2 separate regions of the Homo sapiens genome follow, and region 1 is linked to region 2. Evidence: chromatin loops called from intact Hi-C (ENCODE). Cell type or tissue: B cell. All regions are shown on one strand. Region 1 overlaps LINC03069 (long intergenic non-protein coding RNA 3069). Region 2 overlaps TCF4 (transcription factor 4).

Evidence for each region. A loop is a pair of places that touch in the nucleus more often than their neighbours do. Peaks named below come from ENCODE experiments on the same cell type or tissue, not always from the same donor. Only the 100,000 strongest peaks of a DNase experiment are listed, where the experiment ranks them.
Region 1: a loop joins it to region 2, with 2.9 times the contacts of the local background. A loop is called at or near these places in 1 of 110 quality-filtered maps.

Annotation. Positions count from the first base shown.
Region 1 is chr18:56,112,996-56,117,995 of GRCh38, reverse strand. All of the region lies in intron 3 of LINC03069 (long intergenic non-protein coding RNA 3069), which reads left to right. The region is part of intron 3 of LINC01539 (long intergenic non-protein coding RNA 1539); the gene reads left to right. Among named protein-coding and RNA genes, the nearest start is that of LINC01539, 22 kb to the left of the region's middle. In B cell, no CTCF peak of the experiment used is centred here; a DNase peak (open chromatin) is centred at 2,565; H3K4me3 peaks cover 320 bases; H3K27ac peaks cover 625 bases.
Region 2 is chr18:55,413,426-55,418,425 of GRCh38, reverse strand. The region is part of intron 5 of TCF4 (transcription factor 4); the gene reads left to right. Among named protein-coding and RNA genes, the nearest start is that of TCF4-AS1, 37 kb to the left of the region's middle. In B cell, CTCF peaks have their summits at 2,770 and 2,971 (motif pointing left); a DNase peak (open chromatin) is centred at 2,945.

The sequences.
Region 1 (5,000 bases), 700 kb before region 2:
TTATGCTCCTGAAATAATGCATTTTTATGCATCTGTTTACTTGCTTTGCAAAAAAATGTAATAATCTATATTCATAGAAAAACAACTTTAGTGCTCTGCGTCAAAGCTGTAAACTGTTATTGGTTATTTGGGTTTTTTCCCCCTAAGATATTAAAATGGAAGAATGAAAGTGAGCTACATCAAGTGAAAGAGATTAATGCATTTCAGGGCTAACCTAAAAGCAGGAATTTAGGATTTCTTTTTCATTCCTGTTTGCTTGTTTGTCTTTTTAAGAGGCAAATAAACAAACAAGCAAACAGGAAAGAAATATTTTGCTCTTGAAAATTGGTTGCAGGGTGGAGAACCAGCTTTGGCTTGCAGGCCTAGAAGACGTATAAACCCCAAGAGACACTTCTACATTTTCTCTGCCAGGGGAAGAGGAGGGGGGATTACTTTTTGGGTTCTGTTCTCTCCAACAAAGAGGTCTTTTCACCCCATTTTAGAAATGTGGTGAATGGAACCACAGCGTTATCTTCCGCAGAATCACTATTCATACTCCAATTTCTCATCGACTCCTCCTCCCACCTCCTTAAAAGCTCAGCTGGGAGGCAGCAGAGAGTAGTGGGGAAATAATGGGCAGGAGTCAGGACACCTGTGATTCTGGGGTGGGCTCCTGACTATACCATGTTCTACTCAAAGAGAATCACTGACCTCCTTGGACCTCAGTTTCCTCATCTGCAATGTGCAATGTATGTCTTCAGTCTTTCCTATATCAAAGGAGCTGCTCCACGTGAAGATGGGATGATGCAACTGTGCAAGTTGTAACAAAAAGAGAAAAGCAACAAGAAGAGAAAAGCAAAGGCTCTTTATTGAGAGCGTGCTACAGCAAGGGGGTCATCCACAAGCACCTGAATTTTGGCAGAGACTCGAAGGCAGGCAGGAATGGGAAAGCTTTAGAGTGGAAAACAGGGAAAGCTTCAGGTATGCCCTGATTAGAGCCTGTTGAAATGGAAAAGTTGGAAGCAGCCTAACTAGAAGTGGGGTGTGCTATGTGATTAATTAGAGGTGCATATTTGGCTTCCTCTTATTGGTCCTAAGTTGGAAACAGGGACAAAAAATAGGAAAGCTGCCAGTTATTAAACAAATTCTGGCCACTTGGAGCTGATTGCTACAGAAGTTATTGTATAGCTTCCTAGATTGTCACTAGAGACAGCAGACTGGCTTCCTGCAAGTCTGACTTCTAGCAGGCTGGCTTTCTAGGTTGTTTATAGTAGATAAAAGGTTGGTTTCCTGGAGAGCTTGCTCCAGATTGTGGATCAAAGTTCTAATTTTATATATGGTCTAGCCATTGGTCACTTACGTATTTAGTTTCCCACAACTGAGGTTACGCTTGAAGATGGTATTCAGCAAAGCTGGGACTTGTACAGGAGTAGAGTTAAATTTCTTCTAAATATATTAAGGTAGTTTAACTCCAAAAATTGCCTCTAGGGTAAACCCAGAATGAAATATAATTTTTGTGCACACACATTTCCCATCCCCCACCCCAAATGAGATTCTATCTCCAGGCATAAGTTATGTGTTAAGTCTGGGTGTAAATCTTATTTGAACCTGAAGAGGTCTCTGAAACCTGGTCACTCGATTTGTAAATCCTGGGGCCACCTTGAAGCTGTTAGAAGTCAGCCCAATTTGAGGGCTAGGTTTTAATTTATACGATCAGTTTTTTTTAGCAGTTGTTAGTTACACACTACTGTTCAGAAAAGCATTGCCTTGTAGAATTTTAATTGATTTTCACAAAAATGCATTTGGTTTATCTACATAAATAATTTGCATTTATGAATGTTTGGTTTGCCCTTTTTTAGTCCCTGAAAATCCTAAGGAACAACATATCAAAGCATATGTTCCTAGCCCTATTTCTAGACCTTTGGAAATACCAGGGAAGTCATAAGCACGGAGGGGCAATATGGTAGAGTGCCTTGCAGGCAGGCACATCTGGTAGGACCTGGCTGCAGCACATGTGACTTTAGGTAACTGAAACTCCACGGACCTTGGTTTCTTCATATGGAAACAGGGGGATTAAAAAACCTACTATGATTCCTAGGAAGTTTAAATGAGGTAAAGTTAAAAGTGCAAGCAGAATGTCTGGCACCAAGTTGGCACATAATAAATGTTCCTTCCCTTTTCTTCCGCCCCCTGACTTTTAGAAAATGTAGCTAAAAGAAGGAAGTAATCTCTGTTCCTAAGATCATCTTTGACTCACTCCCCAATATTTTTTAAAAATCCATCCACAAATGGATTTTTTAACCTTTCTCTTCCCTGTTCCTCTTTGCTGTACTTTCCAAAGGGAAGAAGCAAGTTGAGGCAGGCTCATCAGGCCCCCTCCAGTCATAGAGTCTCCTCTAGTGCTTATCCTGGAGCACCTACCAGACCCTACTCTCTTTTCTTTGTGCATCTTTATCCTCTCATACTCACCCTATTCAGCTGTGCACTGATCCCACCGGACAAGCAGAAGTTGGGAGGATGTGGTTTCACCTCTGCTTAAGATCTGCGTTGCTGGCCTGGAGGCATTCTTGTGAGCAAGGAAGCATCACTTTGATAACAGAATGGCTTCAAGCTGGATTTGGTTTCCTGGTTTGACATTCTGGGGTTCCTGCTGCCTCCATCTTTAGGGTAGAAGATGTGCTGAAAGACTGTGCAGCCACCATAACAATCAAGCCATGTCTCATTTCAAGTCAGGGCTGGAGGAGCACAGAGCAGGGAGAATGCACTGGGTTCCTCTTTCAGACAACGTTTCACACATTTTAGATTTAACAATACCCTAAAGGCAATCTACCCAGTGCCTTACTCTCATAATCATCAAACATGTTTGTAAGGGAGGTTTAATCAACATAGCTCTCCTTCATTGGCTGTTAACCCATTAAAGTGTTATTTTAAGAATTAGCCGCCATCAATTTTGAAGAATCACAGAGTGACTAAATATCCCGGTGTCTAGAAAATGGATCTATGCCTAATGACTGGCAAGGAAACCCCTTAGCCCCAGAGTAGAGAAAATACTAGACTACCTCATTTAATACCACTGTCTGTAACCCCCAAGCCCCCATCTCTGACTACCCCACCAGCCTACACATTCAACCACATTTAACTAGGCAGAATAATTTCCTGGCTTGGAATCATTCTCGCATATGCCTGACCAGTGAAAGGAAAATTCTTAGTAATTTTCCGAATTACTGTAAGCAGCCAGCAAGAGGCAGGATAATCACAATTAATATTTGAAGATGTTTTTCCATTTATAGTACTTTTTCTTAAATAACATCTCAACTGACACTTAAAAACAGGTTTGTGGTGACTTTTATATTATTATTCTAATTTTACGATGAGGAAGTTGGGGCTTAGAGAGGAAGAAGTTGTCAGAACTTGAATACAATCCCCTCTGACTCTCAATCCTGCACTTGATTATTTGACACTATAGTCTTCAGTCTTCACAGGGTGCCCTAGCTCAGATGTGTGGGACAAATATTGAGGGTTTTGCTTAAATGGAGTGGAGGGAGCAAACCCAACATGCTCTCTGGGCTAACCAGACTCTGGAACGAGCACCACACAAAATTGTGACATTTATATTTGAAGTATATCTTCCTTCTCTTTTCTGTGCTAATTTACCTCCTACTTGCTTTTTTCTGTCCTTCTTTACCCCCATTGTAGTGCCCAGATAAGTCATTAAAGAGTATAAATGGAAAAAGAAGAGCAGATAGGTTTATCCTCAGTCCCCAAATCCCATCACTTCTATGACCCTCCAGGGCATTTTTATGATTTCTGCATTTGACTGCCTGGTATTTCTGCCCAGAGCACAAAGAGTACAAACCCCATAAAGTGCTGAATATATACACAACCCGAGCAACTTCATGGAGACTATCAGAGCAGAACAAAAGCACAGTGTTTTAGGAGGCATGGCCTTGGAGAATCACCATCTTCAGAAGCATTTACCAGACAGGTGAATGCTAGTACTTGTTGATGGCTGTTTATTTGCTCCAAAACAGCAACAGAGCCTTCATACCAGACCCTCAAAAGAAACATAATCTAGAGAATTTTCACTCCAAGTGAAGAGCAGGTTGTAGAGATGACAATGGTAAACAAGTCAACTGAGTAGGCTTGAGCCAAGAAGATAAAATGCACAGTCCAACTATTCTCTTACTAGAGCACCACCTAACCCAAGTATTCTCCTGGAATTGGGCAGGCTCATTTGGCGTGCTTTTGACATAATCTGCAACTCACAGAATAAAACAGTTGGAGAAAAGGAAAAGAAAGGAGGTACCCAGGACAAGCTGCTTTCTTCACAGTTATGTTAAAGGCCAGTCTCGATAGAAGGAAAACCACAAACCTAGGAAGCAAACACAAAGCAGAGCAGAAATTGGAAACCTTCAACAGGAGAGGCTACTATTCAAAATTAGGATAATGGTGACATTTACTCATTCTAAACTTGGAACTCAGATAAATAAAAAAGGCTGATGAAAGCTACTGATAAAAATGAAGCTGGAGTGCTGGATGCAGGAGTCTGGTTTCCTCTTTGTTTTGGGCGGGGTGTGAACAAACTTTCCCCTACAAAGAAATTTAGAAGAGAATTGGACAAAGGGCTGGGAGCTAGGCAGGAATAAATACAGAAAAGAATAGAGTTGAGGGCTCCTCTTTGTCATAAGCAGGGGAAGCCATGTAATAGAAAGGTCTAGAAAGGAGGCAATCAGATCCCAACAGTGGAAATGGTCTCATTAGAGCTTATATCTCTGGATTGGTGGTGTGGTGATGGTGGTTTAACTATAGCCAGCTTTGAAAGGCAATGACCCAAGACTTTTTGGAAAGCCCCATCTGATGTCCTATTTCCTGATCTTACAGTACATCCTAATATAACCCATATCCTAGGTCTGAGTTATAAAACAACAAAATGAAAAGTCATTTGGCCCATCCATTCATCCATTTTTTCACTGCTCGAGAAGGATTTATTGAGTAAATATTTCATGCCAGATACTGTGCTA
Region 2 (5,000 bases):
CATATTTAAAAATAAGGGAGATGCAAATATAATGTTACATTAGATTATTAACAAATGATAAGTTTAAGACCACCAGAAAAAAATGTGTTCATAAGTTTCAACATAAAGCAAAATGACTCATTCTTATAAAGTATATACAGGCTCATTGACGCAATGTTATCCTTAATTAAGGCAAAAGCGATGCATTTGAGGGAAATAGTGACCCTCTGGAGAAATAGAGAATGAAAATAGTTTAGGGAAATGAATCTTAACATCTTCTCTTTTGGAAAAATTCATGCATGTTTCTCTTAATCATTATGAATTTCATGTTTGCAAACCAGTGTGAATACTTAAACGATAATCATTATTGTTTAGAATCTACCTATTACTACACACACAGATACACACACACACACACACACACACACACACACACACACACATTTGCTCAAGAAAATCATCCTCAGGAAGTAAAGGAGTTGATAAAATTACCATTGGAGCAGATGAGTTTGGATACTTCTACTGAAAGCTGTTTCAGTTTTTATTATAGGTACAGTTCTCCCCCGAGAATTCTTTGGGAGAAATAAAAACATTTGTTTTTAATTTAAATGAGTGGTAACATGCTGTAGCATAATATTAACTATTTCAGTGATTTTATCAATTTTATCTTCCTCTGCCTTAATGTAATAAATGCATATCTTGATTAAGTACAAATCTTTACATTACGTTGTCCCTAATGACAAATATTATTTTAGGCAACTTAGTTTTAATCATCAGAGTGTCTTAGGGAGCTTATAAAACTTGTCTCTGGGACATGGTATTAGCAGGATGTACAGAGTTCCTTTTTGGTGCCATGCTAGGAGGAGAGACTGACAGAGTCAGTCCAGTCCATTCATTCATTTGATAGATAATAAGTAAACCACAGAAGAAACGAGAATATGTCAGTTCTGACTGTACAGGTTTTAAGATTTTTTAGACTTAATATTGAAAACTAGTTTTACTTAATGTTCTATCAGTTTCATTTAAATGCCCTAATCCAATGATCACTTTCATTTAAATATCCTAATCTAGTGAGCAGATAGGGCTTACATAGCATTTGTCTTGAAGACGTTTTAAAAATGCAGCTGCAGGTCCTCATCTTTGAAACTCCATTTGGTAAAAATGGCCATGTCTACCTTTACCTGTAGATTTAAGTGTCCACAGTCGCGGGATGAGAAAAGAAATTGTGACACTTCTTGAAAAATGGTCTCATCAAAGGGATTCAGTTGAAAATGTGAGGGACTGCATTTAAACTTTGATAAAAAAAATAAGTAATTCTAAGTAAAGTCTGTAGCCAAACTCCTTAATTGTGATGCATTTGCTGAGTTCCCCTCTTCCGTCGTCGGGCCTGCTCTGATGCCATATGGCCTACCATGGAACATTTAACTTGTCAGATATAATGGATTGTCCTGGAAGCAGATTTTTGCTTTGAGCACTCGGCTCCTTTCTTGCATTTCACTCTCAGCTCCAGGCTGCAGGATGAAGGATTGTGGTAGAAGTGCAAAGAAGAGACACACAGTTGATTCCCCTTAAGAGAGTGACCTATATGCCACAAAATTTTACCCACGTAAAGAGGCATTATCCCCGTCACTGGCCTTAGCAGGCTGCATGTCAAAGTCATTTAAATTTCCCTGGACTTAACAGATTGTGTAAACATTTCAGAACTGAGAGCTTAGGAATAATGAAACATCGTCATTTTAACTTAGGCAAAAATGGTGCAGCCATATTGGCCAAAGGAGGCATATTATTTATTGTGACCTACATGTAACGTAGACCACCTGGTTTTTAGATTCTATAAATTAAGTTCTCTCAAGTTTATGAAGGATGCTAAAAAATATATATATTATGATGGAAATGTTACTTGGCTTTATTGTTTTTGTTTCGTGAATAGAGAGGTGAGGTTGAAATGATCATTTAGGAATCGCTTCTTAGCCTTTTGGCTAAGATCAAGTGAAATGATCATTTAGGTGGAGGGACAGTGGCAGCTAATTATCCTACCAGGCTTTCTAGCTTGAAACTTAGGGGCAGACCTTCCATTCATTCTAACCTATTTGAAATTAGAGATTGGATGTGTTATGGACTATTTAATTTTTATCTGTAAAAGTAAATAATGTAGTCTTTGTTCATTTTAATTTGGTGCTTTTATGAGTTAATTTTTTTTTCAATTTGTGCTATTGTTTCAACAAGCTTGGAAAACAGTAGGAACAATTTGTGACTTTTGCATCTGTAGGAAAACTTCTTTAAAAGAATAAACAGTGCCCTACCTATATGTGTGTGTACATACATAGCTGTGAGGTACTCTTCTGGTATAACCTACTGTAAACCCCAAAGCAAATATTGTGATATAGAGACACAGAATAGACAATTTACAAGTAATCAATCAAGCACAAACCAGTGGGAAAATAAGGAACTTATGTATCTCAATTTATTCTTTAAATGCTACATATTTGATTGCTTTAGGGTTGCAAAAGTTAATTAATAGATTTGTATAAGACACACAGAAATATACATACACTAAAAGAGACTTTGCTAAGTGTAATTCAATATACTCACAAAAATATGTGTTAATTATGTTAGAAATTTAATATTTAATTTAATTCCATAAATCCTTGCATTACAAATAAGTCCTCATACAGGTCAGATAGGGCAATAAAAACTACTGTGGCCTTGAAAACTGACAGAAGCTCACTTCTGTACAAATCTTTTTAATGAACAACTTTCCATCGAGCAGCTAAGAAATATCTGTTAAAGTCAGTATTTAATACTAAAGTGTACTTATGTATGTTTCTTACTGATCCTAAATTGAGCACGTTAGTTTTATCAATGCCACTCATCGGCTGACTGTACCCCTCCTCCCCCATACAGATTTGGTGAGACTTAGTACTAAATAAGTTTGGGGAGTGCCTGGCCATAGCCGGCTCTTGTTGGGGCATGTGCGCCCTCTGCTGGCTGCTCACATAGGAACTGACTGGTGTGTGAGGTTCTTTCTTTCTTTTACTTTTCAAGGTTGGGTTTTTTTTGTTTTTTGTTTTGTTTCAATTTATTTTTATACAACTGATCAGATATTTACCATGATTATAAAGTTGTAGCTTAATACTGAGTATGGCCGTTAATTTGTTTTTATTTGGAAATAAAGGTGAGGTTTTGTTTTGGGTGTGTTTTTGGTAAATAGATAGTCCTGATAGTTCAAATAACATGCAATGTGTGTAATACTCTTGAGTTTTTTAAGTGGTTGATTGTATATCACGATTAACCATATTTTCATTGCTTTCATATTCCCCTTGCCTTGATTGTATTTGAGAAGTATTCTTGTTGGACTAAGTTGGGAATAGAACTTAAAAGGGGATAGATAAGTCATTGAAATTTTGAAATATGATTATTTGTCTGTAATGGATGTGGTAGGTAATCCCTAGTAGAAAAATTCCTGTTATGGTTGGTTGATAGTTTTCACTTGCTTTGCCAAGGAAAATGAGTATATTTACATCATAATACTTTATAAAAGCATTTTTGGTTTCCTTGCAAACCAAATTAAGCTGTGCTCACTGGCAGACATTGAGAATGGTAGTTTGAGTAAAATATTTTTTGTTTTGTTTTGCTTTTGCAGTTGCTGTTTATAGAGTATGAGATGTTAAAGGAACAAATCACTGATGGTCTCTTTACTCCCAGGACACAGGACTAAACTATACAAGGGCAGTTACAGAGGAAGAGTGTCAGCCTCTCTACCATTGCCTGGGTGGAGAGCATCCTTGGGTCCTGGTAGTGAAGGCCAGGGCTCTGTGTAATGAGTGTGTCTTTTAAAAATAGCAACAATTTTTGTTGACAAGGCTCCATCAAAGTCTTTATAATAATTTAGTTTGTATAAGTGATTTCTGTGTATCTCTGAAATTAAATGACTTGATGGAGTCAGTTTGGTATTTGTTGTACAGAGAAGGCAGTTTAGATTTTTATAGTTCTTTTGTCTTACATTGCAAATTTTTCTAATTTGTAAGCAAAAGCCATAAAAACTTCCAAACCAACCGTGGAGTGATCAAAGAACTTAGAGCTGTGGAAGGGCAGAAATGTCATCTACGTTTTTTTTTTCTTTTCTTTTCTTTCAGTTTTTCCCCTTTGCAATTTTAGGTTCCAGTTACCTTAAAATTTGTTTTGGATAAATGATATAAATTTTTACTTAATAGTCTTTACTTACTTTGATTTAACATTGTCAAATAACTAAGAATTGCATTCTAACAAATATTAAGTCCTTATTACCTCTGTTAGAATGTCATCTTGCATGAAATCTCACATACATGTCTCTCCTGTTACCACCTTGTCTTCAATGAGGTTGTATTGGGTGCTCTTTCTTGGTGCTTCTCTGGGTTCCCATTATATCCCTTACTGGTGGATAGCATTGTGTTACTCCTGGTATTTAGTCATCTAAACTCTTACCTCCTTGAGAATAATGTGCATTGTTGACTCTCTTGCATCCAGCACATGTTACACAGAAAGCACCCAACAAATATTAAATTCCCTATATTGTGTTTTTTAGGCCTCATTCACCACTATTCAGATGATAATTTTTGCAAGTTTCAGGATTAAAAATTGTGGTCTGTAAACATAGTATATGTAATGCATTTTATTTTCTTGCATACTTTTTATAGGATGAGGTCATTCTTCTGGCTACTCCTTGTCTGCTTTCTTTTTTCTCTTTTTCCTCCCTCTCATCCTTCCCTCTGCCTCTCCTCTTCCTTCCTGTGCTCCCCACCTTCCTCTCTTGATTGAGTCATGCTCCTAGATTCAGTCATTGAGAGGCTTCTCTTAAACACTGCAGCATGGGACCATTCATCTACCAACCTTCCCCTTCCTTGAACAATAACTAGTGCTGCAGGCTGGTTGGACTCTGGGGAGTGTGGCCCTGCGTATCTGGCAGTTTGGTTATTATTATGGGCCCATTCTCTTGAAGTTGATCTTGAAGAGCAGGCTTGGCTGGAAAACATCATTCTTCT